Linked DNA regions of Mus musculus: regions 2, 3 and 4 are each linked to region 1. The links are chromatin loops, found by intact Hi-C in ENCODE. Cell type or tissue: left cerebral cortex. All regions are shown on one strand.

The links. A loop is a pair of places that touch in the nucleus more often than their neighbours do. Peaks named below come from ENCODE experiments on the same cell type or tissue, not always from the same donor. Only the 100,000 strongest peaks of a DNase experiment are listed, where the experiment ranks them.
Region 2: it touches region 1 in a loop (4-fold over the local background); 11 of 42 quality-filtered maps call a loop at or near these places.
Region 3: it touches region 1 in a loop (3-fold over the local background); 7 of 42 quality-filtered maps call a loop at or near these places.
Region 4: it touches region 1 in a loop (5-fold over the local background); 27 of 42 quality-filtered maps call a loop at or near these places.

The regions. Positions count from the first base shown.
Region 1 is chr13:34,871,953-34,879,952 of GRCm38, reverse strand. It overlaps Prpf4b (pre-mRNA processing factor 4B), which reads right to left and starts at 4,424. Exons shown (of 15, transcript NM_013830.3): 1 at 4,259-4,424. The coding sequence starts at 4,299. Gm36839 (a long non-coding RNA gene) reads left to right here and starts at 4,713. Exons shown (of 2, transcript XR_382181.1): 1 at 4,713-4,784; 2 at 5,385-6,325. In left cerebral cortex, a CTCF peak has its summit at 4,013; DNase peaks (open chromatin) are centred at 4,450, 5,055 and 5,512; H3K4me3 peaks cover 3,478 bases; H3K27ac peaks cover 2,500 bases.
Region 2 is chr13:34,033,349-34,041,348 of GRCm38, reverse strand. Ripk1 (receptor (TNFRSF)-interacting serine-threonine kinase 1) reads right to left here. Exons shown (of 11, transcript NM_001359997.1): 11 at 6,179-8,000. It overlaps Bphl (biphenyl hydrolase-like (serine hydrolase, breast epithelial mucin-associated antigen)), which reads right to left and starts at 3,708. Exons shown (of 7, transcript NM_026512.1): 1 at 3,580-3,708. The coding sequence starts at 3,686. In left cerebral cortex, no CTCF peak of the experiment used is centred here; DNase peaks (open chromatin) are centred at 3,181 and 3,743; H3K4me3 peaks cover 1,709 bases; H3K27ac peaks cover 1,177 bases.
Region 3 is chr13:34,989,642-34,997,641 of GRCm38, reverse strand. Eci2 (enoyl-Coenzyme A delta isomerase 2) reads left to right here and starts at 3,498. Exons shown (of 10, transcript NM_001110331.1): 1 at 3,498-3,628; 2 at 4,412-4,574; 3 at 6,826-6,924; 4 at 7,273-7,461. The coding sequence starts at 3,585. In left cerebral cortex, no CTCF peak of the experiment used is centred here; a DNase peak (open chromatin) is centred at 3,422; H3K4me3 peaks cover 1,645 bases; H3K27ac peaks cover 1,694 bases.
Region 4 is chr13:34,183,337-34,191,336 of GRCm38, reverse strand. All of the region lies in intron 9 of Slc22a23 (solute carrier family 22, member 23), which reads left to right. Among named protein-coding and RNA genes, the nearest start is that of Gm52037, 11 kb to the left of the region's middle. In left cerebral cortex, a CTCF peak has its summit at 3,680 (motif pointing left); DNase peaks (open chromatin) are centred at 632, 1,359 and 3,655; H3K27ac peaks cover 811 bases.

The DNA.
Region 1 (8,000 bases):
CTCATTTGTTAAGTTTTATGCTGTAAGCTACTGAGATCTTGGGAGGAGCTGGCAAAATACAGGACACGGAACACTTTCAAAATAGTATTATCAAAATAAAGTCATCAATTACCATGCACTAGTATCGTTTTAACTTTCTTTTCCACAAATGTCGGCTATAGAATAGTGAGGGGCAGGGTAAGGTGAGGTAACCCTATGTGGCTTAGGACTTTCACTCCTCCGTCAGCTTTCCAAGTGCTGGGGTCACAAGCATGCACCATCATAAGCAGCTCAAAGACTTGTATGGCCTCACCTTCAGCTCTAGCTGTCGTGAAACTGAGAAATCTGCATCCCAAGAGCTGGAATTAAAGGTGTATGGTGTACAACATCATGCCTGGTTATCAACAGATAATCCCACTGTCTTAGTCAGGGTTTCTATTCCTGGACTTTTGTCCATCATGACCAAGAAGCAAGTTGGGGAGATAGCCAAGATTGTACCTTCTCTGTGGCTGGACATGGAATGTGTAAGAGTCACCCAGGTGGTACTGGTTTTAAAGGCATGAAGGGGTCATGAAGAGCACTGAGAGAGGCCATGGAAGGCCATTGGTGAAGGTGCAGCCTCAGTTGCAATTGATGTCCCAGGACTGAAGGGGTCATGCAAAGGAGTTGAGGCTTAGCACCATGAGGAGAGCCTGTAAGAGGCTATTGGTGAAGCCTAGTCACAGCGGAAGACAGCAGTGTTTGGAGATGCCAGTCCCATGAGATGACCACCAAGAGCAGCAGCAGCAGTGCAGCACAGGCAGCTGGAGCCTAGAGGACAAGCTGTGTGCTACAAAGGGCAGGGCTGGAGAAGTGACCCAAGCCCCTGGAGGAGCCCAGAAGATTGTGAGTTGGATCCCAGATATTGGGCAGTTAGAGTTTAATTTTCCCTTTTGATTGTGACTGTGCCCTGATATTTCCCCCTCTTGAAGGAAGTTTTTTAGTGAAGCCCACAGTTAAGAGACTTTGAATTTTAAAGTACTTTGGATTTTAAAAGATACTGGATATTTTGAAAGGATTGAACTTTTAATATGTAAAGACTGGGACTTTTAAAGTTGTTTAGATCTTGGGGATGAATAAAAACTAAGGGTTGAGGCTTAATACTGATGTGTTTGTGTGTCAAGTTGACAAGGGGTCAACTGTACTGGCTAGTTTTGTGTCAATTTGACACAGGCTGGAGTTATCACAGAGAAAGGAGCTTCAGTTGGGGAAATGCCTCCATGAGATCCAACTGTAAGGCATTTTCTCAATTAGTGATCAAGAAGGGAGGTTCCCTTGTGGGTGGTGCCATTCCTGGACAGGTAGTCTTGGTTATAAGAGCAGGCTGAGCAAGCCAGGGGAAGGAAGCCAGTAAGTAACATCCCTCCATGGCCTCTGCATCAGCTCCTGCTTCCTGACCTGCTTGAGTTCCAGTCCTGACTTCCCTGGTGATAAACAGCAGTATGGAAGTGTAGATGAATAAACCCTTTCCTCCCCAACTTGCTTCTTGGTCATGATGTTTGTGCAGGAACAGAAACCCTGACTAAGACACCCACCCTTGCTTTTCAAGACAGGAATTCTGTGTGGCCCTGGCTGTCCTCAAACTAGCCCACCTCTACCTGGGCCTCTGGAATGCTGGGATTAAAGGTTTGCACCACCACTGTCCAGCTAGGATAGTCTTTATAAATTGATTTGGGAAGCATTCCATTTATGCCTTATAGGCAAGCAAGCTACACAATTTTTTTAAAAAAAAGACAATTCTTTAAAAATATGTCAATATTGAGCAAAGTCCAATGTAAAGGAAGTAACTAAATGACTTTTCTCTTCCAAACTGAAATGCTTTTACAACAGAATTGATGGAGCCAGGAGTTAGAATGGATCCCAAAGACCAACTGGTCTTAAACCTAGTTTCTGCTTTTCCTTTTCCAAATCATGTTTCAGGAATTAAATTTTAATGTATTATAAACACCACATCAAAAACACATCTTTGGCTGGGCATGGTAGGGATGCTTGTAAATGCAACCTTTGGGAGGCCAGCCTGAAAAGACACAGCCAGCTCAGGGGAGTAAGGTACATCTCCACGGTAGGACTTAGGCTAGTGCATGTTAGGCTCTGGGTTTACTCCTAGTGTCAGCCCTGCTCAATGATCTCAGGCTGACAATGTGGCTCAGGGGTAAAGTACTTGCTTATTAACATGTGCAAAAGGGTTCTTAGTTTGATCCTTAATTCCCCCTCACTCCCTACAACCATCTTTCTGGGACACTAGCAAAAAACATTATTTTAAATCTTAGAGGCAAGTGAAGAAGCCACAGTACAGCAGTCGGGAGCTGGCCTTTAGAGCCACATTTACAAAGTTAAATGTGGCTATCACAGTGCGACCTTGAGCAAACTACTTCATGTCTCTGTGTTAGTTTCATCACCCACAAAATACCAGCAACAACAGGACCCAGCGCCACAGGATTGTTACAAGAATTAATGAGCTACTATTTGAATGATTTGAATAGTACCTGGTCCCTGGTGACTTCGAATACATTTATTTTTTTTTTAAAGCTGAAGTAAAGAGGCTGACAAATGTACAGGCCAGTAAAACAAAAGCCATTTGAGCCTTTAAGGAAAATGTAAACTATGTAATATGTGTGCCCTTAATTTTTCTATTTTGAATAGCTTCCTGTAACTACAAGCTATTCAGAGTAACTTGAAGCCATTTAGGTCAGCAACACACATAGTGCCTGCTTTCATATCAAACTGTTATTTACTCCATTAATTATTTTCAAATTAGCAAAAATAGGACACATTGAGAAGAATTCCATTTACACAATTTCTATGGGGGAAGGGAGGATAAATTAAAAACTACCATCAGTGTTATGTAGTTGCCAGAGCCTAAACAAACCCACGCTTATAAAGATAGGATTAAATACGCAAATAATAGGGCTGACTCTGACTCAAAATAAATGTGAATGGATCCTCCCCTCAAATTAAGTGAATGGACATAATACCAAGAACTTTTCAGATTGCCAGAACTACTTAGCTGAACAGCCGAAGACACCCATCAAGCTAAACTAACATCCTGTAACTGCCACACCATGAACTTGGACAATAAGCTATCTTAAAATCCTATCTGTTCTCTGCTAAGCCCAATTGTCACAACCACAATGCAACTTTCAAGCATACTTAATAAAAACAAATTCTCTGTCAAGCTGAGTAAAGTAAATGACAGGGGAACCCCAAACTAGATTCTCAGCAAAGAAACCAAGCTATCTGTCACAAGTTGCTGGAAACGGTATCAAACACTTTCCTAAACAGGCTGAAAACATAGATAATGCAGATGTAACTGGGGGGTGGGGGGTGGGGGGGGTTGCTGTTGCCACCCAGTCTTCAGTGGTATTCTCTTTAAAGTTAAGCTTTCCTCGCATAAACGTGGGAAACAAAACACTGCTCTTCTTTAAGCAACAGCTAGTCCTTTTGCTTATTCAAGGATGTGTTCTCTTGGCTTCAAATACTTCTATAGTCGCTTAATTAAAAACACAGATTAGAATGATTTAGAAGTAGCAACGATTCCTAATACTTCTCCCATGTCCCTTCCTAAAGGCAAAAACAAACTAGGGCAAAAAACTGCCAGGCCTCAAAACCCAGGTAGTCTACCTTACTTTGCCTCAAGTTTGAAAGTTAGAAATAAGCTACCAATGGACAGAGAAATACCGGGTTGTGGTTGGAAGGAAGAGTAAAGGGCAAAGGACTTCGCTAGCACAATTTCCGGGACAGTCAAAAGTGTGACCCTAGCACCCCCGTCTCTGCTTTTACCATCAGCAGGATCGCAAGGATAGCATATGCGTTAGGAAAGCGGGGCTTAGCCTGCCGGCCGCCACTATTCCTCGGGTCTCTTTAGGGAAGGAGATCACCGAGGGTTGAGATCGGAGAGCTCCACGGTCCCCCAGGGAGGTGCAGGAAGGCGCGACCTCAGGGCAGCAGCAGCCACCACGCTAACTGGACCTGTAGAGGCCGCTCGTGCCGCCGCCTCCCGGGGCAACGACGGACAGCAGGCCGCGCTGCCGGCACCTCAACAGCCGCGGCCCCACCGGCAGCAAAGCCCAGGCCGCTCCCACGCCTCCCGCCGCACCACCCACGGCGCGCGGCAAGGCAAAGTTTGGCTGTCGCCGTTAGGCCTGAACTTTCCCGCCCGTCGCGCAGGTCGCCGCCGCCGCCGTCCCCCGCATTGCCGGCCTGGAGGCCCAGCTCCGACACACCCGCGCGGTGCACTTACTCAGCTTGCTCCCGCAGGGACGGGGGCTCCGTGGCGGCCATCTTGAACTTCCCGACTCCTCCGCGATGCTGGCGGCGGCTCGGCGAACCGTGGACGCCAGTGGAAGCGGAGGAAGAAGGGACAGGCAGCCGCGCATGTGCGGAGCACGTAGAGAAAAGCGGCACTCGGGAGTCCGCGCTAAGAATCCGGATAGAAAAACTCGGCGTCCGGGGGCGGGGCGCGGAACGTAACTTCCGGGGCTAGGGGGCGGGCCGTGGGGAGAAGAAGGCCTGATTCACTTAGAGCGCTGGTTATGTGTGTAAGTGTGAGTGTGTAAGTGTGTAAGTGTAGGGACCTGCTGGAGACAGCAGCAAAGAAAGGGGTCGGGTGCATTGCTGAGAGCTGATTCTCCATGTGATCCAGTAGTGGGTGAAACCTGCTGTGTCTCTCCTTGTTGCTGATTGGCTAGCGGAGAGCTCGTAGACCTGGCCTAATTTAAACAGCCAGAATATCTGCCAGGTCCCCTTTTGACCTTCTGTTCTTTATGGTATGCTTTATATGGGAATTAAGTTTTCTGTTTCTGGGAGGAATACGTTGGAGATAATGGTGATACTGAAATAAGACCGATTTCCGATTTACAGACACCATTCTTCACAGAGTAAAATAAAGCACTTCTAAGCCCGGACACACAAAATAAATGTAATAAAAATGCTCTTGTCGGGCAGTGGTGGCGCACGCCTTTAATCCCAGCACTCGGGAGGTAGAGGCAGGCGGATCTGAGTTCGAGGCCAGCCTGGTCTACAGAGTGAGTTCCAGGACAGCCAGGGCTACACAGAGAAACCCTGTCTCGAAAAACCAAAAAATAAATAAATAAAAAATAAAATAAATAAAGCACTTCTAAAGGAGCTGGTGCTGGAAAACTTTTCCATGGAAGATTTTCTTTTTCACCCAAGTTCATTTCCACGCTATTACGAATTGGAGAGCGAAATCGATGCCTAAAGGCATCCCAAGCTGTTACTGTTAGCAGATATTGAAACATTAGCTTACTCGTGCAGGAAACGTTTACAAAGTGACAGACCAGACAATTACAATTCCTTGGGTTTTTTTTTTTTTTTTTTTTTTTTTCCTCTTCGGGGCCCTGGTAAAGGAACCGCCCGACCCATAGCCGCAGTTTCCGCGGATCAGGACGGAAGTGAGCTCTGCACAGCGGAACCAGCTTCCCGGAAGTCTTTTGGCCAGCCGGAGAGACGCATGCGTGCTGGTGGCCAGAAGAAAGCGTGGGCGTGTTCAAAGCTGCGGGCGGTGGTTGTGGCGTTAGAACTGCGGCGGGCAGCTATGGGGAGGCCCTCCCAGTTCCCTGCTCCAGCTCAGCTGGTCTCCGCCTCCCGATCTCAGCCCCGACCTCTCCTCTGCGGCAACGTCAGCACAGCGGCTTGCCAAGATTGCGTCTGAGCGTACCCCAAGATCCCTCAAGTAGAGGTCCGCCTTGTTCGGTGACACCGTGGAGACCACGGCGCCGGCAGACAATGCAAAAAGTTGAGGCTTTGGAGGCAAGCGTGTCTTTGTGAACGTTTCATCTTTTCCTACCATCTGTGGTTGCTTCAAGTATTATTCCAAACGAGCTGGGCATTCTTTAAATAATTGAAAAATATATTTGAAATATGTGTATTTCTGTGGAGAGCTACTAATCTCGTACACGGTTGCCATGGAACCCAGTGAGCTCTCAATAGGCTAATTGTAACAGACTACAAACAAATTACGAGCATCGTAAAACCCGTTGACTCTTGGAGTTTCCAGGTGTCTTTGAAGAGTGTAGAAGCCATTTGAGCAGCACTTAGGTTTAAAATTGGGATTTGGACCTTTAATGGGAAGACGCCAAACTGGTGTTAACACGCTTGAGGCATCATGCCTGTCTTAGTGTAATTTTTTTGTTGTTTTAAAATACTTCTGTGCATTTGTGAATTTGGACAAACTCAAAGTAAAGGAAAATCATCCCCCAAGTGGATAATTCCACGTTGAACCAGCCCGAACATGTTGGCTTATTTTTAGCCCTTTCCTATGTGAAATATTAAATTTCACACTTGTGTACACAGTGTCATCGCTTGCTCTTTTTCACATAGCAGTTTTTGCTTCATTCTGGTTTGCCAAGCATCTTCTAACTAGATTGTTGTCCTTGTTACTAGGTATCTAGATTGTATCAGCTTTGCAGCAGTATTAACTATAAAGAGAAACACCTAGAACAATGTTCTAAAAGTAAGGGCTGGCTGGTGAGGTGGCTCAAGTGGGAAAAGATGCCTGTCAAGAGACCTGAGGGCCCAGCAGTGGTGTGGCACACACCTTTAATCCCAGCGCTTGGGAGGCAGAGGCAGGCGGATTTCTGAGTTCGAGGCCAGCCTGGTCTACAGAGTGAGTTCCAGGACAGCCAGGGCTACGCAGAAAAACCCTGTCTCAAAAAACAAACAACAATAAAAAAAAGAGACCCGAGGAGCTAGGTTCAATACCCAGACCCCCTCATCGATTGTCTTCTGACCTCTGTTCATGAACACACAAAATAGATGTAATAAAAATGCACTTACATGAACATAGGATTTATGTCAGCAAGGGGTTTCACTGTTTGCTGTGCAACCAAGAACAATTAAAATTTTTTCCTAGTTTTACCACCCAATAAATTGGGGATAATAGTTCTCATTGTATAAACACAATAAATTAAGCAATGAGCAAAATGGCCTATATGAGTAAATGGTAGTTTTTGTGATGGTTTGTATATGCTCTGCCCAGGGAGTGGAACAATTAGAAGGTGTGGCCTTGTTGGAGTAGGTATGTCATTGTGGGTGTGGGCTATAAGACTCTCATCCTAGCTACCTGAAAGCCAGTATTCTGATAGCAGCTTTCAGATGAAGATGTAGAACTCTCAGCTGCCCCTGCACCAAGCCTGCCTGGATGCTGCCATGTTCCCACCTTGATAATGGACTGAACCTGTAAGCCAGCCCCAGTTAAATGTTGTCTTTATGAGAAGAGTTCTTGGTCATGGTGTCTGTGCACAGCACACCCTAACTACGGCTGGGCGGTGGTGTGGCACACACCTTTAATCCCAGCACTTGGGAAGCAGAGGCAGGTGGATTTCTGAGTTCAAGGCCAGCCTGGTCTACAAAGTGAGTTCCAGGACAGCCAGGGCTATATAGAGAAACTCTGTCTCGAAAAACCAAAATAATAATAATAATATAAAAAAATAAAAATGCTTTGCAGTCTCTGAGAGAGGTATATAAGTTGCCGTGTTGTGTGCAATATGAAATTGATGCTGAAATCACTACCCAGAGATAACTTGAATGGTTAAGGGATGATCACAAAAGGGAAGGGAAATGCACCTACCCTAATGTGCTCTTGGTTTTCCTCTGACCTGGGTCTCAATAACTCTTCCTCTTAAGTATACCCCACTTAACTCACAAGTTTCTCATTCTGCACATTAAAAAAAAAAAGACAGTTTCACCCCTCCCCATGATTTTGTCTTGATATACTTATTGACTACCTTATCGAGATCCTGTACTGAAACTTGGCATGGTGGTGCATAACACCATTCCCAGCACTTGGTAGAAGGAAGCAGGGAAATCAGAAGTTCAAGATAAACCCCTGGTTACAAAGTAAATTAGGGGCCAAGCTGGGCTACATGTAACCACATCTCAAAAACCAAATAGATTGTTATAGTGTCAAAAACCAGGCGCTAAGACCAAAGTGTTACAAGGTAAACATTCAGTTTACAGCCAGG
Region 2 (8,000 bases), 840 kb after region 1:
TGTTTATGAGATTGTGTTGTGTTTTACAAACACCCATGACTAGGACAATCCCAAGAAACTCTCAAAACTCAGAAACTCTGGCACAGCCCTGTAGCTGCTTCCAAAGCCACACCTTGCCGGACACTAAAGGCACGTCCTTCCTCCTGAAGCTTGAAGGCTAGCAGGAGATAGGCAGATAGGACTAGCCACTAGTTCCTTGTGTGCATGTGTGGGGGCTTTCAGGTAAAGGTGAAGGTGGTGGAGACCCTGGGTTGTGGATGCAACACACCAAGTTCAGCCTACCAGCACCAACATCTCTTTTCTCCTGTTATTTCAGCAGGGCTCAACATTTGAATTCAAATCATTGGCCAGCCTTCTAACTCCATGAACCCAGGCTGACACACTCTAAACAGGAAGTAGGCAACTGTATTTTTAAAATTTCTTCAGGAGAGTCCGACAGTCCAGCAAGATTGAGTTAATTTTTTAAAGAACAACAGAAGAATCACTTTTAAGAGGCCTCCAAAGTGTACCTTCCTGTCTCCTGTTGTCCTTGTCTCCGTTCCCTGGGTGTCCAGACCTGTGATGTTTTATATGATACTGGGGGAGGGGTCCTACTCCCCTCAAACAGGGAGAGATGATTATGTAGGAAGGCTAGAGCATAAGGGCTTAGGGCAAATAGGTAAATCAAATCAAGTACTTACTACCATGTGTCTGCACTTTCATAAGTTCTTTACCTACCTATTCATTTCTGAGCAGCACAGCAGTTAACAGAGAGGCCACAAGTTGGTGGGAAAGCTAATTTGATAATCACAGGATTAGATAACCCAGCCCAAGATGAGCATCTGAGGGTCTGACACAGAGTTTTGGCTTCAGCACTGGGCTAGCTAATCTCATGTTTACTAGACACACAAACTAGAGTTGTGAGAAAGGAGGGGGACCTTAATTGAGAAACCGTCTCCATAAGATCCAGCTGTAAGGCATTTTGTTAATTAGTGATTGATGGAGGAGGGCCCAGCCCATGGCAGGTGGTGCCATCTCTGGGCTGGTGACCTGGGTTCCGTAAGAACACAGGCTGAGCAAGCCACGAGGAGCATGCAAGAAAGCAGCACCCCTCCATGGCCTCTGCATCAGCTCCTGGCCTCCAGGTTCCTGCCCTGCTTGAGTTCCTGTGCTGACTGCCTTTGATGATCAACTGTGACATGGAAGCATAAGCTGAATAAACCCTTTCCCCCCCCAATTTGCATTTTGGTCATAGAAGCAATAGAAAGCCTAAGTGAGCACCTCACTTAGAGATGAAAATAGGGATTGCTTAATAAGATGCAGCTGCACTTTGTAAGTCCTTACTGCTTATACTCTGCTTCTCATCAATAACCGAGAGTCACAGTATCAACTGCTGCCACTACTTGATGACACAAAGTGTGGTGTCTTTTTATATATAGTGCTATTATTTATATATGTTAAGTTCCAAACCTGGACAAGTGGTTGAGGTGTCTATTTAACATATCAAAGTGGACCTGGCCTCTAGGTTCCCCCAGCATCCCTCATCCCTACCTGTTACAGGGTATAGTTGGCATTCCCTGCCCTCTACCCAGAACTCTCCAGCCTAGGGGCTAGGCTGTCATTTCCCCAGAGGCTCTTCCTTATATAATCCAGACATTTTTGGGTACCTGCCCCTTTTTGTACCTTTGGCCTCTTGGCTGCTGTAGTTGGTTCTCCTCTCCCCCTCCCTGGCCCTACCCCTCTGGACTTTCCCAGTTGTGTCTGCCTTTGGCTATGCTATCCTTATTTATCTATAATAAACTTTCTTCTCCATCATATCTAGGAGCGATCATGTCTTTTCCTGTCTTATTTCTTTTTCTTCATTCAATGTGCCAACTATGTCATTAATTGTACTTGTTAATTATTTATTTTTATTTTGTTTCACAATCATTGTTCCAAATACAAACACTGCAAGGTCAGGAATCTAGAGAGGTTGAGTAACTTGTCTACAGTCACACAGCTAAGAAGGGTCAATAATACAGTTATTTAGACTATGTGATCTCAAAAGCCCATGATTCTCTTTAATCTCCTGGCAAAAGTGGCATTCAGTCTCATTGCCAAGTCGGGGGGTGGAGGCAGCGATGAGGCGAAGGAATGGACCTGATTCTCTGGCCGGACCTCCTTAGGTTAACTCAGAAAATACTGTTTTCAGACTGTCAGATTTAGTAAATTATTAACATCAGAACGGACATACAACTCCCCACAGAAAAAATGACTTTTCAACAGATCACAGAGATCATGAAGTAAGGAAAGGGTCAAAGTTCCAAGTATCAGATTTACAAGAAACTCTGTGGTGCATAACTCAGCTACCTGCGGGCTGGACACTGGCTGTGAAGAGGTTTTCATGGGACTGTTGCGGCTGAGGCTGCAGCCTGGCTTCAGGATTAACCACCTGGAGCTGTTTCTCAGGTTACAGGCCGTTTGTATTTCTAAAACAATGCAGGGTGAGACTAAGGGAAACCTTAGCAGAGATCTTTTAGGAAGAGTGGTCTCCAGTGCAGCTAAGTGAATGAGACTCTCAACAGCCATTAAGTTGCCGATGAGCATGACATTAACACAACCTTAGTAGCCTCGTTCAAGCCCTTTTTGCAATCAGGAAACGGGATAACATGCCTCTTCACTAGCAATTTATACAACCAGAGTCACTGATATGTTTTCCAACGTGTATATTTAAAAAGTTGTTAAAGTCATATGAGAGAAGAAATCTGAATTGGATATAGACTAAGAGAGCTACACAATCATGCTACTAATGTTTAAAAACAAACAAACAAACAAACAAAAAAATGGGTCGCTTTTCCGTTCTTTCTACTTCCAGATTATATGCTCAAACGATTGGTTTCCACATCAGGTCTAATAAAGTTCCAAATGCTCGTTACTACTGTCAATGGCCCACCGATAGTAAACTGCACACGACCACTGCCTATGTCTGCATGTGTATAACATGGAGGGATGCGCACAACTTCAGCCTGCTCTATCCACATCTTCTGCTTACATTCTCTTGAGACCGTGCACCCATTTTCAAGACAGCAGGTCTCCATGAATGTTATTATTTTAGCAAAGGGCTGGAGTGTAGTGTAGAGGGAAATAGAAGTGAAGATTCGGTGTCCTGGCCATCACCACACACACACACACACACACACACACACTCGACTCTCTGGCAGGGGAACCTGGGACTTTGAATTTACACAGGTTCCCAAGCAGATTGTCTTGCACACTTAAGTTTAAAATTAGCAAGCAAAAGGACTCAGGAAACTTGGGCCCTGCCTGCCACTGAAGCAGGTTAGGCAGATTTCTGATTTGGCAGGAATAATTACTGTTCCCAGCAAATGGCTAAGAGGCCAGCAAGCCCCCCACCCCTTCCTTCCTCCCCAGTTCCTTCCCTGTGCACTGAGGAGGCTGGACCACCACCCAGCACGTAGAACCTAACCCCAGGCATCAAAGTGCTCGCACACCAGTTCTGCGGGATCTGGACGTGGGGTTTGAGCAAGGAAGGGCCGACAACGCCAGGCGTCCGTATCCCTCCCCGGCCAGTGGCCCTCGCTGCCCCGAGCACGCCATTACCCGAAGGTGGCTACGGGTTCGGCCTGGGGTACGCAGATCCGGGATTTCAGGGGCGAGAGGAGCAGCCGCAACCGCTGGGCCGCCGGGCGAACTGTTGCGGTCGCCATAGCTCCAGGTCGCACAAGCTCCATGGAACGCGCATGCGCCCGGCTGGATGCCACCCTTCAAGTGCTAAGCTCGAAGTCCCGCCCCTGGCCCGCTGTGCCTTGCTGGAGCTCGCTCTGCTCCTTGTCAGGCCTGCCCAGAAACAAAAACAGAGCGTGTCCTTCTAGTCCTAGCTCTCTCAGGGTGGACAGTTCAGTAGGCACTGCTCCTTGCTTGCAACTGCCAAGGAGTCCAAGGATATGGGTCGGCGGGGCCACCTGCTGTGCTGCCTTCACCTAAAGGGTATCTAAGCAGAGCCTCTGAGAGACAAGTGCACAGCAGACCATCCTGCCTCTGTTAAGGAAGGAAAGCTCAAGCTGGCCTAGAACTCTAGCTGATGTTGATCTTGAGCTCCTGATCCTCCTGACTCATGCTGGGACATCTGGCCTGCATCACTACACCTGACTATGTCCCACTTCCCACATTATCTAGCCCTGGTCCCTTGATGCTAAGCATAATGGTAGCAAGCCTTTAGGTTACTTAGAGCAACATTTATTATGCACGTCTTAAGAACTCATCATTTGTACATCTTGCTGTGTTAGCTTTATGCACCACTGTGACAAACATTTGAGAACAATGTAAAAGGGGGAAAGGTTCATGGTTTCAGAGCTCTAAGCTCAAGGTCATCCGGACCCATTTCTTTGGGCCCGAGGAAAGGCAGTGCATGGTGGGAGCGGAGGCACTTAAGTGTTAAGAGCACTTAACAGGCTGAGAGGGAGAAGAGAAAGAACTGGAAGAAACTGTTCAAAGGAAAAATTGTTCAAAGACATGCATGCTCCCAGTGACCTGCTTCTTGTAGTCAGGCCCCACCTCCTATATCTTCCAATAATACCAACAAACTATGAATCCATTAATAGATAACTCCATTGATTAAGTCAGAGTCCTCACGATCCAATTACCCAGCAATGACTAGTCCCAGTAATGGGGGGGGAGGGAGCTTTCAATACTTCATACCAAAAACTAGTCATTTTTGTGCCAGGTGCCTTAAAGTGTGTCACTATATTTTTAATTAGTATATGCTCCTTCTCCATCCATACTTCTTACCCCAGATTATAGACGAGGAAACAGTGGGAAGAGAAGTTAGAAAGGCTTGGCTCACAGAGCTGTGGAGGGGTATTCAGGTCGGCTTAGCTTCCTAATGCTATATGAAAACATCATACCTCTTACTACAATTACACTAGCTCTTAACTCTTTATAATCACTTATTTGTAAATGTCATTGAGTCTGTCCTCCATTTTAACCCCACCCCATTTTTTGAAGCGATAAAACCATGAAGGGAACCTTGATTTCTTCCCCTCTTCCCCTACCTCACCTTCTAAGGCCCTTTTTAAAAATATTGTCAGCAGTTATAAAACATTATCAGATTAAGTGGTTCAGTTTTAGCCACAATCTGGTTGTCAACCCTTTAGATATCTTTGTATACTGCTTATACCATAGAGAAGCCTAGGGTGAGGCTAGCCTTGGATGCTTGATCCTCCTGTGTCAGCCTCCCAAGTGCTGGGGATGCAGCAAAATACAGCAGAGGCAATTAAAGGAACACCCAGATATGTGGACAAGAGTTGACACACTACTGGAATTTTCACTGAATATAAACATGACATTTTGGAAAATGTGGTAACATAGAAGGTAGAAGATTCTGCCAAGGAAGTAAGTAGGCCCTACTTGTATAGAGAACTGACTTCCATCAGTTGGCCTCTGACCTCCACATTAAAGAAAAAAAAAGCACATGTGCACACAAAATAAATAAATAAATAGATAGATAGGATACTGAGTGGGTATGTTGTTCATTTATGAACCTTCATTAACTTAAAGTGAAATGGTTGAAAATATTTACCCTGTTAGAATAGGTTGCATCTTTTTGTAAACAACTCTTAAGAAAGCAAAGAAAAAAAATACATCAAGATAATGGTTAAGAGGTTTTTGAGGGGGCTGGTGAGATGGCTCAGCGGTTAAGTGCAATGACTGCTCTTCTGGAGGTCATTGAGTTCCAATTCCAGCAATCACGTGGTGGTTCACAACCATCTGGTCAGCTACAGTGTACTCATAGACATAAATAAATAGATCTAAAAAAACAAGTCTTTGAGGCAGGGCTCCTTTTCTCATTCTTTACAGTAACCACACAACTGATGAAAGACAGGACCACAAGCACAGCAAGTAGAAAACCTGTGCTTGGGAGCAACTGTCGAGTCTCCTCTCTTGTTTTCCGGCCTGGCTCCCCTTGCTTATCTGGTTTCTGGCCAGGTATAGTCGTGCCGTGTAGCTTGGACTGAAACCCTCAGAGGTAAGCACAGCTCTTTTCAGGGAGGCACTTAGAGCAGAGCTGAAAGGCCTCTGAGCCATGTGGAAGGACTGCCGTGGTGCTGGCCCCTTGGGGACAGAGTGTGCTGCATGGGAACACCTGTTCACCATCAGCATACCCTTCTGTTAGCAGCACAGGAGATGCCAACATGAGCAGTATAGTCACATAAATTTTATTCAGTACTCTGTATTTAAAGTACAAATATATATGTATATGCATATGTATACATTAAAGAAAGGTTATCTTATTAAAAACAGAACCAAACAGAACTCTGAGTTCTGGGAACAGGGTTAGTCTCCTCAGGCCTTCAGTGTTCTGGTGGCCATCTTGTTTTTCCATGATGTGGACAATGACACTCAGGTCTGACTTGTACCCCAGTCCACTGCATTCTGCTCGGCTTAGGAGGTGGCTTTAAAGAGGTGTTCTAATTCCACGCTGGGCTCCCAGAGGGACTCCCACACTCCACGTACTTGTTCGGAGCAGGTACCACTGACTACAAAGTCATCAGTTATTGTGATACAGCGGAAGCAAATGGGAGTGCTTAAAGGTCTTTGGGTCTAGCCTGTCAATGACTGGCTTTGTGTCACGCGCCCAGATCTCTTGTACAAGGGCACACACCATGAGAGTAAACGGCTTCATCTACTGACCATCCTTCAACTCATACAGGCTCAGCCACAACTCGAGGTGCCAAGCCATTGTCTGGCTGTCAGTGGTGAGCCTGGAAAAGATCTGAAAGTCTGTGGTCACAATCCAGGCCTGGATCTGAAGCACCTATCTTCAGCAGTGGACACACAAGTCTTCCCCTACTGAACACTAACAGACATGATTTTAATACTAGGACCCTGATTGCTACTGCAATTCCAAAACCAGCTCTGGCCTCCCTTGCTATTTTATTCTCCTTAAAACTCCACTAGAAGCAGTTTCTAATTCTGTCTTCTTAAAACAGCATTAGAAGTTAAAAAGAAAACATTTTTTAAAGACTATGCAGGCTCCTTCAGGAAAGCCTGGAACCTTCCCTGCTCCAATTCCCTTCCACTGTGCATGTTCCATGCTGTTAATGATGGCCTAGCCTGTGTGACAGGAGAAGTAAGGCATATAAACTTACAGCAGGAAGCTGGGTGGTGGTGGCACATGCCTTTATTCCCAGCACTCAGGAGGCAGAGGCAGGCAGATCTCTGAATTGGGAGACCAATCTGGTCTACAAAGTGAGTTCCAGGACAGCGAGAACTGAGAAACCTTGTCTGGGGATGGGGGAAATAACGTTACAGGAGAGTCCCTCCAAAGAACATGTAGCAATATCTAGTTATTTTTCTCACACCTGGTGGGTGTTGTGAGGTTGACTTGTACTGTTGGCATCTTGCAGATGGAGGCCAGGAATGTTCCCAAATATCCTACTGAGTACAGGATAGCCCAACAAAGGAGGATGAAGTGCCAATGAGTGCCAGAATGGCCAACAAGGCCAAAGCGGCTGTGCAGCCCATCCTAACAGTGACTGTGGCTGGTGTAGGCGGCTTCAGTCTTCTACCCTAGCTCCTTCACTCACTTGTAGGTTGCAATATGGGCTTCCTAAAGGCACAAGATGACTCTGAAGCTGTCCTTTCTTGATTGGTGGCACACAGAAGAAACATATTTGTACAGCACACTGGAGAAAACTGAGGAAACAGTTTATTGGGCACAGGGAACAGTGCTAAGGCACCAGTCATATCCAGAGAGGAGGAGATGGTATTTCCCGATCAGTGTTTCCTGCACATCTGTTCCCTCTGTGGGGCTCACAGGGTGGGAAACTGCATGAAGCGCCAGAATGGTAGAGAAACTTTAGAAACTTAAAAGTAGACTTTTTACAGCAGCCAGAACCAGCAGCAGCTCTGCAATGACAGCCAGTACCTGAGCTGCAATGACAGCCAGTACCTGAAGATCTCTCTCTGCCCTGCACCTTTTTCTCCTTAGCACTCCTTAAAAATCTCTCACTAATTGATAA
Region 3 (8,000 bases), 120 kb before region 1:
TTAAGACCTTCTGACAGCTTACTGAAGAGGGGGTAACTGACCCCAAAGTTGTCATCATATATGGAAACACACAGGCTAGACAGATACTTACTATACTTACTATTGTTCACTGACACTCAACATACTGACCTGAACCTTCACGAATAAGAGTCCCAAACAGAAAAGTATCGAATGGGAGGAATCGGGATGAGAAATGAAGAAGACAAGAGAAGTAACTGGAACCAAGAGGTCTTGTATCAGCTGGTGACTTACACTAAGAAAGTTTGTTAAGAAGTTCACATCTTTTATACTGTTAGCAGTGGGGGGAAAACCGCCAAGCTCAGCAGAGAGCCAGATAATGCTGTTGAAAAGAACACACGATGCCTTAGACATAGCTGTGTTAGAAGTTGATCATCAAAACAAGGAATAAAAAACCATGTCACCAGAAACTGCAGCTTTGACTCTTTCAAGGTATTGGCTCCAGCCTCAGACTGGGCTTGCCAGATTCACCCCTGAACAAGGACACAGAACTAAAGTTCCTCTTATCTTTTCAACAGAGCCTCTGAGAAAGTCTTTGGTTGGCCTACCCACCCCCTCCAACACACATACACACAACAAACATCTATGATGTTTCCTGTCAAGCCGGGTGTCCAGAGATGGGAAATCATGTTTCATGCAGGGCAGTTGAAGACTGAACAAACTGCTAATCAGTTATTGACATTTGTCCTAAGAGATAGACCAGCTCTGGGAAGCAGGATCACAGTGGGAGAACGGAACCAATGAGGGGGTCAGAGATTTCCCACGTAAAACAGTATCTGAACTGAGAAATCATGGGCTGCAGAAACCCAGATAGCCTGGGCACCCATTTCTAAATGGAAAGAATAGGTTGGGATGTCCATTGCAATCCATGCACTTAACAGGTAGAGGCAGGAGGATCATCACAAGTTCAAGTGATACCTTTATCGTGAGATTTTAAATGTTTTTAAAATTAATAATAATAATAATAATAATAATAATAATAATAATAATAATAAAAGAGCTCGGCACCATGGTGCAAACCTAAAATCCTACAAGTCAAAAGACAGAGCAGGAGGATCAATACTTGTTTGAAACCAGCCTGGGGTCCATAGCTAAATTGTCTCAAAACGAACAAACCAACCAACCAACCAACAGCAACAAAACAAACCCCTAACATAGTGAATAAATGAAAGAGTGAATGAATGAAATGGAAAGAGCAAGTGTAATAGATGATTAACATTATGGGCCATATCTTAAAGGCTTTATGTGTTAAACTAAGAAGTTTGGGTTCACTTAGAAAGCAAAGGGACACACACAGCATTCTAGTGACTGAAGAAAGATCAAGAGAAGATTTTGAGTCATGTCAGTCTCCTGGTCCATTTTATGTTTCTCCAATCAAAAGCCATCAAGTGGATAAACTACAGACAACAGAAGCCAGTTCAGCACTCTGAGAAGTCTACTTGTTAAAGTTCTGGCACCTGGCCAGGGCCTTCATGTTGCATGTTAACGTCTAATCTTAATCATTGCTCAAAGACCTTCCTTCCAAATGCCATCAACACAGGAACTGGGAGAGGAAGTTTTCCAAACATGAACTCCAGGTGACAGTTCAAACCATAACAGTCAAGTTTACAATGTAGAGAGATTTTTCAGAGAGCAGGAAGAAAATGGACTGCGGGGGTAGGAAACAGAGCAAATCCAGGCAGTACTAACTGAGTAAGAACAAACCCAGTCAGTACTAGTCGAGTAAGAGTAATATAGAAACAGTGAGGCCCAAAGAAAGACTAGACAGAAACAGGTATGAGGGCTTGTAAATCAAAACAGAAAACAAACAAAAAAAAAAACAGCTACTAAAAGATCACAGATCACAGATACATACAGAGAAACCAGTAGTGAGACAGAGGACATTCAGGCTTCTTTAAGATTTCTAGACTTCACTGTTGATTGCTATTGATAGAATTTTTATATGCCATAATGATAACATGAGCTGATGGTTTTAATAGTATAAATAAAAACAAGCACTCTGGTTGGCATCTCCATCCATCATAGGTTCCATGGCACCGTCTCAAGAAACATCTCCCAGAATACTGAGCAGACCCTGTGAAGTAGAACCCCCAAGATTCAGTTTCACTGGGAACATTTCCTGGCTCTTGTGACCACCAGGCCTGGGTGTCTGTATCAAATCCCTTCTTAGACAGCACTGCTCACGTGCAGTCAAGCCTCTAAGGTAGGACCTAATTGACCCACACACCTCCTTCTCCAAGGTCTTTATAAGAACCAGGAGTGGAGATTCGAACTCTGGTGAGATCTTGAGGAGGATTCTGCCATTCTCACTCTAGTACAGAAACAAAACTCTCAGAGACATGCCCGGGCATCTTGACTGCACTGTAAAGTAGATCAAAAGCATACCCAATGGCTCTTTTTAAAAAAATGTATTTGTTGTAACTTTTTTGTTTTACTTTGTCTATTTATTTAACTGTCGTTATGTAATTGGTTTTGCATACTGGTATTATGCATACCATCTGTGTGTCTGAGGGCTGTTTAGGTCATAAAATGTGTCTGTCCCCTTGGAACTGGAGTTATGAATGGTTATGACCCACCCTGTAGATTCAGAGAAACCAAACCCGGGCTTTCTGCAAGAGCCACGACTGTTCTCAAATAGCCTAGTCAATTCTCTAGCTCTACCAATTAGCTCTTCCGTGGCTCTCTATTACTCTTAGCACAGAACATATATATATTCATATCAAGAATTTTATCTACGTGCAAAGAGGATCATTTGAGTCGGCAGGGAGGTCTAGGACTCACTATGAAGGTACTTTACAATGCTAGTTCCAGGTCTCACACACTACAAGAGCTTCTTAACGTGGGCGCAGTGATCCTCAAGCTCAACTAATACTCTGCTCAGTGTGGTTCCCTTTCCTTGCGAACTGCCCCACCCCCACCCCAATCTTCAGCCAGACGTGGTGTTTACTGGAGGTGGCCTCTGCTAAGCATGAGAATCACCTTAGGGGCAAACGCCTACATTAATGAAGCTTATACCGTTTCATGTTCAGCTTAAACTTAATTGTGCAAGATAAGCATATCCAGGAGCACTCTTGTCCATATAATCTTTTAAACATAATGTTCCATGACCTTAGACTGAACGTGCTCAGGAGCGTGCTCCTAACTAAACATTCTGGGAGCTGTCCGGTTTGTAAATAAATATGCTTAGGCTCTCTGATTAATATTCCGAAGAACACAGTGAACCGCCTCCGTACCCTGTCCCTCTTTGCCAGATCTTGTGCCAATCACCTTTGTACGGAGTTGGACCTGGGCCAGGCATTCTAGGCTCCTCCTCGAAACCCGCCCATTCTCAACTCTGAAGGAGTCGCTAGTCGCACCCCTGCCCAGGGCTCACATCCAAGATTATCTCCGCCAGTCTTTTTGTCCCCGGGTCCTTTCACAGGCCGAGCTCACATCCTGGCCCCGCCCCTGAACCCTGGCCCCACCCACGCCCGGAGCGCACCTCTGGCTCCGCCCCTTCCCGGTCTTGCCCTGCAGTTTCTGCTGGGCCTAAGCCTCCGGGCTCAGTTTGACCACAGTATCTAGCTATGGCGGCAGTGACCTGGAGTCGGGCTCGATGCTGGTGTCCGAGGTAAGCTTGCAGCCTCGACTCTCCGGCCCAAAGTCGCCAGCGGGAATTTTCGCCCGCCCACGGAGCCGCCCGCTTTGTCATCTGGCCTGGCTAGCGAGACAGCAGGATATTACTTTGACGATTTCCCAGCGAGAGAGCTCTAAAGAGTGACCTCGAAGGTTCTTCCTCTGCTGAGTCCCAAAGGGTAAGGATGGACGCGCTCCGGTCGCCTCCGTCGGTGCTTGGGTCCCCGGGGCACCCAGGCCTCCAGGCCCAGCCCGGGACTTCCTAGGGCACGCACGCAGTGCCTTGGCTAAGATGACACTTTGTCCAATATTGCTAGTTAGCTCTGAGCGCTGCTGAACCAGTGTGGGGTTTCAAGCAGTAAGCTCACTTTGTTCAGAGAAGTGGCTGGAGAGAGTGCTCCATAAGTAATAACCCAAAGAACTATGGAGCAAAGTGAACCGCTGTGTGACTTTCTCAAAAGGCAAAACTTACCCTCCATTTGAATGAGCGTGCAATAAGCGTCAGTGGGAAGTTGCTTACTTAGGGAAACTGTTGGGGTTTTTGTTGTTGTTGTTGTTTTTGTTTGTTTGTTTGTTTGTTTTTCGAGACAGGGTTTCTCTGTATAGCCTTGGATATCCTGGAGCTCACTTTGTAGACCAGGCTGGCCTTGAACTCAGAAATCCGCCTGCCTCTGTTGTAGATGCATGCTGTTCTGATCAACATGAGTTGGAGCCAATCAGTAATCCTGTTGCTGCAGAAATAAAAGGGCAAGGAACAAACAGAAACCACTATTTGTAGTGTCCTGCAGGTCTTCAGATTACAAGTGGCTAAACTGCACTTGGGCAGACCAACAATGAGAGCCAGTCAGCAGGACTTTGAAAATGCATTGAACCAGGTGAAACTCTTGAAGAAGGACCCGGGAAACGAAGTGAAGCTAAGACTCTATGCACTGTACAAGCAGGTAATAGACTGAGCTCTGTTGTAACTTAAACGCATTTTGAGCAAATGATTCCTGAATTTGATACGTTTCTGATACGTTTCTAACACTGTTTCTAACATTCCGGTTGCATGGCTGGCTCCCCTTTGGGGTGTATGTATGCAGGCTTTATTTTGTTTTGTTTTTCATATTAGGCCTTTATATGCTATTAAAGCACAGAGTAGCCTCCTCTGCTTCTCTCCAGAATAAAGAGATTTGGAAGATACACCATTTATATTCACATGTTTGGAGCCTGCTTGAGCCCTTCCTAATGAGAATAATTCACTGGGGCAGTTGGATAAACTTGAATACGGACCGAGTTTTACCATCATTTACCAGTGTCCTGGTTATCGTTAACAGTGCCATGATTAATTATATAATAAAATGTTGGTGTTTCGGGGAAATAGATAGTATTTAAGGATGAAATAGTATGGGTTTAGGGGGATGTTTGAAATTAATTAAAATAAAAAAGACAAAATCAGAGAAGACATAAGGTAAAATTTAATAACTGTTCAACTGATTAATTGGATACTGTAACTCATATTTGTGAATGTTGGAAAATTTTTCTAACTTTTGAGGAACTAAAGGTTATAATGGAAAAGACTTCATCAGATGTCTGCCAGTCTGGACTCCATTGTTATCATTTATTGTTCTTATCATTTCTACTAAGCGATGCGTGTGAGTGTCTCTTTATCTCGGGTGTCCTGGTTGGTTTGCTTTGTTTTGTTAACTTGGCATAAGGTAGAAACATTTGAGAAGAGGGACTCTTCCATTAAGAAAGTGCCTCAATAAGACTGTTGTGTCTGCAAGTCTGTTGAACACTTTATTAACAGTTGATGAGGAATGTGTAAGAGAGTGGGCTGAGTAAGCCCATAAGCACACCCCCACCACACCCCCTGCCACCCCCAGCTTCTGCCTCAGTTCCTGTCTCCAAGGTTCCTGTCTTCATTATCTGCCCTGACTTTTATGACTGACAGAGTGCAGCCTGAGTGCTATCAGCTAAAATAAACCCCGTCCTCCCTAAGTTGCTTCTGGTCATGGTAATTTATCCCAGCAATACACACCCTAAGAAAATGGATGCAAACATTCGAGAATTTTACTTGTCCAAAAAGACTTTGCCCTCAGCTACTACTAGGTATTCTCTAGCCCCATGAACTGTCTTTCATGCCTGATACAAGTATCTTTCTTGGCCTGGAGAGTCTAGCAGAGTTTAGGGTACAGTGTGGTCTTGGGATAGGCAGGTTCACCTGTGGGTTAGGGCTCTGGCAGAGACCAGACACAGAAGTTGCTGAGAGTTTCTTCATTTGGCAGTACTCCATGTATTGTCATATGTCCCTTAGTCTCGGGTATTTCCCCTTCTTGACTCTTGGGGAGAGGACAGTAGTAGTGTCACACTGGCTTCTCCTCTGAACTCTATCCTGTATTTAAGTCTTTATCCTTTCCCTGGGAGGAACTACGACTGTGAAAACCACAGCTCGCAGGGTCCTTCCAGTCTTTCTAATGGATTTGAACTGAGATGATCTTAGAAACAGTTCGTCAGGAGCTAGGAGCCGTCAAGAGTTAGGGTGGAGAAAGGTCAGGACAAGAGACAAGTGGAAGCCACTAAATGAAGCTTCTAGCAGTACCTTAGGCTCCCAGTGGCAGAGAAAAGAGCAACCTTGGTTCCTGTAACTTCCCAGATGGCTGGCTCCATACAGTGACTTTCTCTGTATGAGGTCAGAGCCTCCATGGCCTGTGAGTTTCAAAGCCTCCTCTGTCCTCTGGTAACTGACTCTATTACAAAAGTGAGACTTTTTAAAATTGTTTTAAATCGCTTCTAAAAGTTAGCCAAGTGGGGTATTTTATTCATCTCAGGATACCTACTCCATCTTCTCTCTAAAAAAAAAAAGTTAAAAAAACGTTTTCTTTTTATTTCCTGACGTGACCCTCAGAGGAACTTCCTGAGGACCAGGAACTGTCAGAGCTCATCCCTACCTGCAGCAGCTACAGCTCTCTTGAGCAGTTAGCAGGAGTTTCCCACTAAACTTCTGCTTCTGTCCCTACAGATGGGGTTTCAGAACACAGTGCGGACTTCCCAGTGTTCTGTAACTTTTGAAAATTGGCTCAGTATATTTTCACTCCCTGTGAAAACTGAGATCAGGAATATCAAACTGGCAAGCTCTTGGGTTTTTAGAGTCACTCACTCAAAGGCTTTCTCTTGCATATTGCATATTAATCACCCCTGTGCTCTCTACAGGCCACAGAAGGACCCTGTAATATGCCTAAGCCTGGTATGCTTGACTTTGTCAACAAAGCCAAGTGGGATGCATGGAATGCCCTGGGCAGCCTACCCAAGGTAAGTTTGTTTATTGTTATTAACTAGACCATTAATTATTAACTTAAAGTCACTAGAAGCTTTTTATTGTTTCCGAGAAATATCTTATCAATCAGCTTGAAATTTTTTGGATTTTTCCCCCCTCACTATTGTACCTAAATTAACCTTGAACTCAACAATCCTCCTGCCTCTGCCTCCCAGTGGCTGGAATTACACATATGGGTCATTTCACCCATTACTACTGGACTCATGATGTTCCTTTATTGAATCAGATCCCCTGCTCTTTGTTGCATAGTGGTTTTTATTGCACAGTATGCTTCTCAAATTGCTTATTATGAAGGCTGAAGGACTTGGCCATCTACTCCTCAGGAAACTGCCAGGCAGAACTATGTGGATCTCGTATCCAGTTTGAGTTCCTCATCTGAAGCCCCGAGCCAGGGAAAGCGTGGAGCTGATGAGAAAGCCCGGGAGTCCAAAGACATCCTGGTAACTTCTGAAGATGGTATCACGAAGATCACGTTCAATCGGCCCACCAAAAAGAATGCCATATCCTTCCAGGTGATGCTCCTGCCCAGGGACTAGATACATTTTTCTTTACTTCTATTTCTTCCATTTAGAATTTCAGCATTATTTGTTTTGGGGGTTGTTTTTGGTTTTGTGGAAGAAGATGAGAGTGGCTGGCTTCATGCTTCATCCAGCAGAGTTGGGCATTATTTAGAGCTTGTATGTTCCTAGTAGGTTCTACATATCCACAAGACAATGAAGCTTTGCTGTGAATGGAAGTATGAGTCAGTTAGGTCAGTCTCAGTGGAGAAGCATTAATAGGAGATGCACCGAGGGCCCCTAAGGGAGCATAAACCCTGGGTCTGTGCCATGCTTGTGGATCCTTAGTAGAAGGGGAGGGAAGAAGAGAGAGGCTTTATCATCAGCAGAGCAGTAATTGCCCTGTTTGAATGAGCTGCTTTGAAGGGCGATTTTAAATTTCCCCTTGAACAATGCTAATAAGTGAATCACTTGAGCCCTCCTTCTTGATATTACAGGGAGTTTATCATGTGCTTGGAGGTGACCTGGGGTCAAGGCTGCCATCCGCAATGTAG
Region 4 (8,000 bases), 690 kb after region 1:
GTGGCCCATGAAGCACAGCATTTAATCCCACTGTGATTGTATCATGGTAAAGTTATAATATTTGAAAGAGCATCACTTAACTGCGTCCCCTCTACCACGTCCCTCTTCCTAACACAGGTTGGATGCTCCTACACTAAAAATCTGACATCTAAAATACTCCTAATCCCCAACATGGTTTGCTTGTTTTGACATGGCTGCAAAAAATTTTACACCCTGAAATTCTGTTTCATGGGCAAAATTGTTTTAAATATTGTGTAGAAATGACCTTCAAGTTCCACAAGCCGTATCTAAGATGTAAACAAGTCTGTATTTAGACTTAGATCTCCTCCCTCTCCAAGATATTCCATGATATATATATGCAGATATTACAGATTCATAGGTACAAAATCTACAAGCATTTTGAGTTAGAGACCTCACCTGCACTTGGCATTTGTTACTTACTCAAGGGCTGGCTGTGCTTCATGTCACACTGAGATCCTTATTGGAATATCATTAGCATTTCTAGTGCACATGCTTTTTTGAAATTGTGAGTGTGGGCAGTTATTCAGCTGTGAGCTGAAACCCAGAAGTCAGCATGATGACACCCTTCAGAAGAACAAGCAGACCTTCCAGTTCAGATGGGACTCAGAGAGACTAATTATTTTAGGCCCTCTGGTGCTGGGAGGACTTGGGGAGCAGGTAGGCAGGTCTGTGGACTTCCCTCCTTGCTGACAACAGAATTTTCTCATGACCTCATTTTGACTCATTCCCTTGAATTTTTACAATATAAACCAAGGCAGCTGGTTACTGGTCCCTGTTATAAAATGTCTCATCGTTGTATATTTACAAAAAAGCAATTGGGTGTTGAGTAAGTCCTCTAGTTCCCTGCCTTCTGCTTGAGCTAAGGTGAGGTAGACTAGAAGCTCCTTTTGTGCCTGCAATTGCAAAACACTGAAGGAGTATAGCACCTTACTCTTTCCCCACCAGTTAAATTCCCTCCTTTATAAAAGAATCCACGAAGACAATCTCTCAGCTAAAGTGCAAGTTGCTACTAGTCCTGGCTTTCTCATAGCCACTGGCAGCCATTGCATGACTCTGGGAGGGCACCCCATAACTCTGGCCTCCCTGTCAGTGTGCTTAACAACCCAGAGTAAAAGAAATATGATATCCTCTTCCTCTTTGATGCAAATCTGGAAAAATTATTAAGGGATATAATTTGAACAAATACGTTCTAAAGTCCACCTTGCCAAGATGACAAACTAGAAAAATATTTGGCCCTCGGTGATGTTTTGTACCTGCAGTGGTTGAAAGGAAACTGTGGCCACTTCCAAGCCAGGCTTGGAAGAGTCTCCATGGGAACTCTTCCCACGGGTGGTTTGTGCAGCATTTTCTTGCAAATAAACCCATGAAGAATTCCCATGAGAGTCCCAGGATAAACATGCTGCTTCCCTACTACCCACTCCACACAGAAACACCCAAGATGATTGAAGGTGTGGTCCACCGGTTTCCTCTTTCTTATGAAAGTCTTACTCTGCTCTACACTATGTTGAAAAGAAACCTTTTGAAGGAAAAACAACAGTGTTCTTACTCAATATCGCTCCTATTACTTTGATAGAACACCATGACCAAAAGCAAGCTGGGGAGGAAACCATTTATTTTGTTTATGCTTCCACATCATAGTTCATCATAAAGAGAAATCAGTATAGAACTCAAACAGGGCAGGAAAGGGAAAGCAGAAGCTAATGTAGAGGCCATTAAGGGTTGCTGCTTACTGGTTTGCTCCTCATGGCTTGCTCAGCCTGCTTTCTTATAGAATCCAGGACCAGCAGCCAAGGGATGGCACCACCCATAATGGGCTGAGCCCTCCTCCATCAGTTACTAATTAAGAAAATGCCCTACAGACTTAGCTGCAGCCTGGTCTTATGGAGATATTTTCTCAGTTGGGATTCCCTACTCTCAGATGACTTTGGCTTGTGTCAAGTTGACATAAAATTAGCCAGCCCAAACTACAAAAATTAAGGTGCCAGGAACAAGAGACATATACCAGGATATGTTTTCTACACAAATTCATGATAACCTCTTTTCCTGTGGGTGGTAGAGACTAAAGCAACGGTTCTCAACCTGTGGGTTACAACCCCTTTGGGAATCACATCTTAGATATCCAGCATATCAGATATTTATATCATAACTAATGACAGTAGCAAAATTACAGTTATAAAGTAGTAATGAAATGATTTCATGGTTGGGGGTTACTACAACATGAGGAACTGTATTAAAGGGTTGCAGTGTTAGGAAGGTTGAGAACCTCTTGGCTAGAGTGAACCTTGTCTCACCAAATTTTGTTCAGACGATTACAGGGAGCCACTTAGCCTTAGCCCACTGATGTTTACACTAGCTGGAGAGCAGCTTCCACAACTCCTACCCTAGGCCTTAGACATTAGTTAAATGGAAGGTGGGCTGGGAAAGAGAGGTTTCCATCCTTTCATAATCTCTCCCCTTGTCTTGGGCAGAAGTGACAGGAATTCTAGGATGATGTAGATGTAGCCAGTGGCTGTTTCTGTTGGGGTGGGGGGTCATCTTTTCTCTCCACTGTTATTTGGAATCTGAAAACAGGAACTCCTGTAACCTACAGTGACTTCCTTTACCCACAACAATGGGACAAGGGAAGAGAAAGGGCAGCTGCTGGTGATGCTGACAAGCTGATTCAAGGTCAGCAAAATTCCTCACAAATTTGTGGAGCCCCAGTCACAGACTGTCTGTCCTTGCCTTGTGCACCATCCTAGCTTCTTATCCACTAATTACTATTTGCCTGCTGTTCAGGTGGCTCCATTCTTTTACTATAGTCCAGATCATCTGCATCAGACTGGCCTTGAGACCTTCCCCTCTGAGCAAGTTCCCTATGTCTGTCTTCTGCTCTACTGTTGCCTTGAGACAAGATATCACACAAAGAAGGATTTGCCAACCGTCCACTGATGGATAGCATCTGTTTATAGAAATGATGCAAGTGAGTGTAGCTCAGTGCTACAGTGTGTAGTGTGTACTGATCATGTACACAACCCTGGGTTCAATCCCTAACACCCATACCCAGTAAACTATGCCTATTGGTCATGTACAGTTCTTACCATTAACCCCTAAATACAGCACCTATTTACACAGCATTTGCATTGTGTTAACATTATGAATAATGGTAAATGATGCAAACAACATGTAGGCCCCATGCATTACCATAACATTTTCTATAAGATATTTGAGCATCTGGGAGTCCTGGTAACAGCCCTCCTAGATACCAAGGAAGAAATATATATATATATATAATTCCACAAATTGCAATTCATGTTATTGTTTGTACCTGGATAGTTTTGCTAGTTCTTCACTTCTGTGCCAATGAGTACAGTATTTGCTTAACTTCACAGAAATTCAATCAAGGAAAGCTAGAAACATAAAGGAGGAAGTAAAACCTAGGAAGGGGTGTGTTCATATTTTTGTATGAGTTGATGGTTCACATTTATTTCTGATTCACACTTCGCTCCCCCTACTGAGGCTGCCCATTGGCAGTGGTCAGAGAGTTGTTACCCAAAGTAAAGCTATCGGGTGGACAGTGACAATGCCATGCTTCTAAGAAACACGGAAGCCTAACTTGGTTTGTGTGGTGAAGCCTCACTGCTATATAAACATGGGCATAGGCTGCCCTCTAGTGAACTCCCAGCGCAACAGGAAGGAGCTCTGACCAGTCAGCCTTTTAGAGGGAAATGAATGTGACACCAAGCACAAGAAGATCCCGAGAGACTTCAAAAAGAAACAAACAAAACCAAAACTGGCATGCCATTTTTCTTACAAAATTGTCTGTAATAATATTAAATCCAGGAAATCACTAATAGTGAAACATAAAGTATTTTCATAGGAAAAATAAACAAAGACATACAACTGTTTCAAATATGATTTAGCAACAGGACATGTGGGGGAAAATAAGTCACTATCTGGTGTCACCATGCGGACATCCTTGAGTCTCCAATGCATACCTAGATGCTCAACAAAAATCAGGAGGCAGGAAATAAAACCTGAGGTGCTGGGGGTGTCGCTCGTAGGCTCTCACCTTGTAGCCCAGGTTGGCCTAGACTGTCCACATTCCTTGGTCTCCCAAGTGCTGGAATTACAGGGCATGCTACCACATGAGGCAAACTTTTTTTTTTAAGTAGAAATGCTTCATGATAGTATGAACCATATACCCACAAACAGAATCATTTAGTATCCTAGAGTATCGAGTATTACACATTGTTCTATTTGCTGTCCTTTAATATAACTGGCAGTGCAGTAGGTCTGTCTATACCAGCACCACTACAATCATGTAGAAATGGGTTGTGCTGTGATCTCTGTGACAGCCACAGCTATAAAATCCTCAGAGATGTTTCACTATAATCCTACAAGGCCACTGCTATATATACAGTTTGCCACTAGACGGGACTGGATTCTCTATTACATATGTATATAAACATACTCGAAATCATATACATATGCCTATAAATTAAATGGGCTATAAATCAAACATATTTCAGCCAATATTGTTATTAATGTGATATATTACTTTGTTATTGTTCACTTGGTGTCATGTGAGACTTGCCTGAGGCTTAGCGGCTTCACACACTTCCTACATGGGGGGCTGGCTGTATTCTGCTTTCTTGCATGGCAACTCTAATGGGCAGAGGCAAGAGAAAGCAAAACCCAGAGAAATACAATCTTATCAAAAGTCTCAATCAAACAGGTCCCTGATACACCCCTCCCATCCTGTGACTTACCGAAGGGGCCAGATTTACCAGAAATTCTGAATGGCTGTTTTGGTATTATTCACCCGACAAATGGGCCAAATCTCATAGCTCTCTGACCCATGCCTGTGGGTGAGCTGGCCTTTTTACCTAGGAAGTCATTGTGATCTATGGCCATCCAGTATTTATTACATGCAAACTGTGAGACAGCTGATATTCCAGGAAATAATCCTTGCCCCTGACAGGTGCATGGAAGAGCAATACCAAAAGGCTCATCATGAGCAAATGTTGACAGAAAGATGCCAATGTCTTTCAAAGGTGGTGCAGGATACTACTTGGGAAGACTGGTACCTGGACAGCACTAAGAGCAAGCATATCCCTCCTCAGTGCACCCCTTGTTGGACCAGCACTATGACTTCCTAGGTGGCTCTTTTTAGCACTCAATTGTTTTTTGTTTTGTTTTGTTTTTTAATTGTCTTATACAAAGTACTGAGGACATGAAAGTGTGGGGAAGAGGTTCCTTAGCCAAGCCTGGTCATATTTAACAAATGACTTAAGTTCTATGGCTTATGGTATCTATAGGTCAGTGACCTGGGCAATGCTTACCTGGATCCTTGCTCCAAGCCACAGTGCCCTGAGGCAGGATTTACCTACAGGCTCAGCGGTCATTGGTAGGATCCAGTCCTTCATGAGTTAACTGGGGCCACCTCATTTCCTGCTATGTGTACCCCAACAACACAACAGTTTGTTTTATTACACTCAGAGTCTCTCTACCCTGTTTGTGGAAGAGACATCTCGTTAACTCTGCAGTGCTTTATGGGCACGGATTTATTAGAAATTATTTCTTCCAGCCCACATATAAGGCAAAGGTTAAGAATACTGGAAGGTGGAAATTATCTTAAAATTCTGACATAAAGTCAAGTAATGCCCAAGGGCCAGTTGACCAAGTCTTGGCCAGTTGCTGAGAAAATACCAGAGACTACAGATTGAGCAAGATTTGGTCTTGCCCTTGAGCACCTCTAGAGCACAGACACACACAGACATATACCATGAGGATACCGTCTGCCAGAGGGAGGACTCGGAGAGGTCTGGACCTGCTCCATAGCTTGCTTAGCCTGGATTCTGCAGAGTCCAAGGAAGCCAACAGGAGCCACATGAACTGCCTGGCAGGCAGTGAGAGCACCAAGTCATGTCTCCTACATTAACCCAGGAGTAGTCTGAGGGCCTTGCCCTTATAAGAACTACTGAGAGGACCATGAGCAGCCATGGTGATGTGGAAAGGATGTACAGTCTCTGGGAGCTTGCAAAGAAGAGGTGAGGCTGGCAGCTGCCTCACTCTGACTGTGGGGTAATGGGGATCTGTAAGGACAGGCCTCGAATCCAAAGCTGGAAGAGTTTGAGAGTTAATAGCTTGAGTGCCATGTATGTGATATAGAATTCATCCATTTAGATTTCCAGTTCCTCACCCATCAATTATAGACCACTTATACCCTCATGCCCCTTTGCAGTTTCACCCTCCTAGCCCCAGGCAATCACTGCCCTGCTTTCTGTCTCTCTAGATCAGATCTTCAGACATTTCATGTGAATGGAATTGTACAACAATTTTCATGGTGTAACATGTCAGTGTCTCATGCCTTGAAAGGCTAAGCAATATTCCATTATATCTGGATATGCCACATTTTATTTATCACTCAACAGCCGATAGACATTTGGATTGTTCCCAGTGCTATAAGGCATAAACATTTGCTTGTAAATGTTTGTCTGTGCATATGGTTTTACTTGTTTTGTACATGGAATTGCTAGCTATATAAAAAATTGTTTCCTTTCAAGAGAATGTCTACCTGTTTTCCATCCTGCTCCCAGGAGGCTATTGGAGAACTCCAGCCCCTCTAGGATCTCACCAACATGTTGTTCTGTCTTTACTCCAGGCTTTCTCAAAGGTGTTTTGAAGCCAAGTTGAGTTCAATAGGACATATCCTTTGTCAGAGGCAGGCTTTGGAAGCATCTGCCCCTGGCTGTGTGGCTTCTACTTCTGAATTATGTCTTCTGAAGGGTTTTTTAAAAACCTATTAATTTTGATTAAGTCTAGCTGGTCAGCTTCTGTGCTGTGGCTGCATTTGTAAGAAATCCCAGGTGACCCAAAGTCACAACAATCTTCCCTGATGTTTTCTGGGACTCAGTTTATTTTGTGCCTTATGAAGGGGGCTCTGCCTTCATTCGTTTGCACTCAAACTACCCTGCTGCACCAACACTGCTTGTTGTACAGCTGCCCTTTGCCCCATGGTGTGTGTCTTTGTTGAAATCCACTTACCATAGGTGGAAAGACCTGGTTGTTCCTGAAGTCCACATCCCTGTATATTCTCCCTGATGTTCTTACAGGTAGGCAGGCTACTGTATTCCTCCTTCTGAAGATAAAACCACCTCAATCTGTCCCTTGGGCCTGGGGACTGGGGACCAGGCAGTTTTCTGGCCCATTACCTGAACACTATGGTCTCACCCCAACACTGTACCTCTTTCTTAGTACCTACAGAGCACCTCAGCCCCTGGAATGTTTTCATGTCAAAGTAGAGAAGATAGAGACACGAAAGGAGGGGTGCTAAAATGTTACGTGTCTTCTCAAGGGTTCCTCACTTGGCAGAGGAATAGAGATAAATGACTCACACTTTGACTTTGGCCCATCTGAGCTCAAAGTTGCAGGAATTCAGATACAGCCAAGATGAAAGTAGCTTGGGATATCAAACCTATGGGATTTACTAGGTGGAACCAACCAGAGTAGGGCCCAATACAGAGGCTGAACTTCCTTAGTGCCTCGATCCACTCTCCATTGTAGTAATTGACAATTTATAAAGAATACAGTTTATTCCGCTATGGTCCTGGAGGCTGAGAGGTTCAAGGTAAGGGGTTGTACATGGTGAGGACCCTAGATAATGGGGATTCTGCAGAATCCCAAGACAGTGCAGGGCATCAAGATAGTGGTGACCCAGTAAATATGCTAGCTCAGGCTTCTCCTCTCCTTCTAAAGGCTTTATAAAATTGCTGTCACAGGGGGCCTAACCTCTTGACTACCTCTAATATTAATTATTCTTAAAGCTCCCTCCCATGTCTGAATTCCACCAACATTTGAATTTGAGATGAGGTTTCTAACACTGAGTTTCTGGAACAGTGCTATGAGCTTACCCTAACAGCCATAGTACTTAGCACATACCAACCAACCTGTGCTCCCATTCCACCCTACCTGCGCCAAACCCTTATGTTCCATTT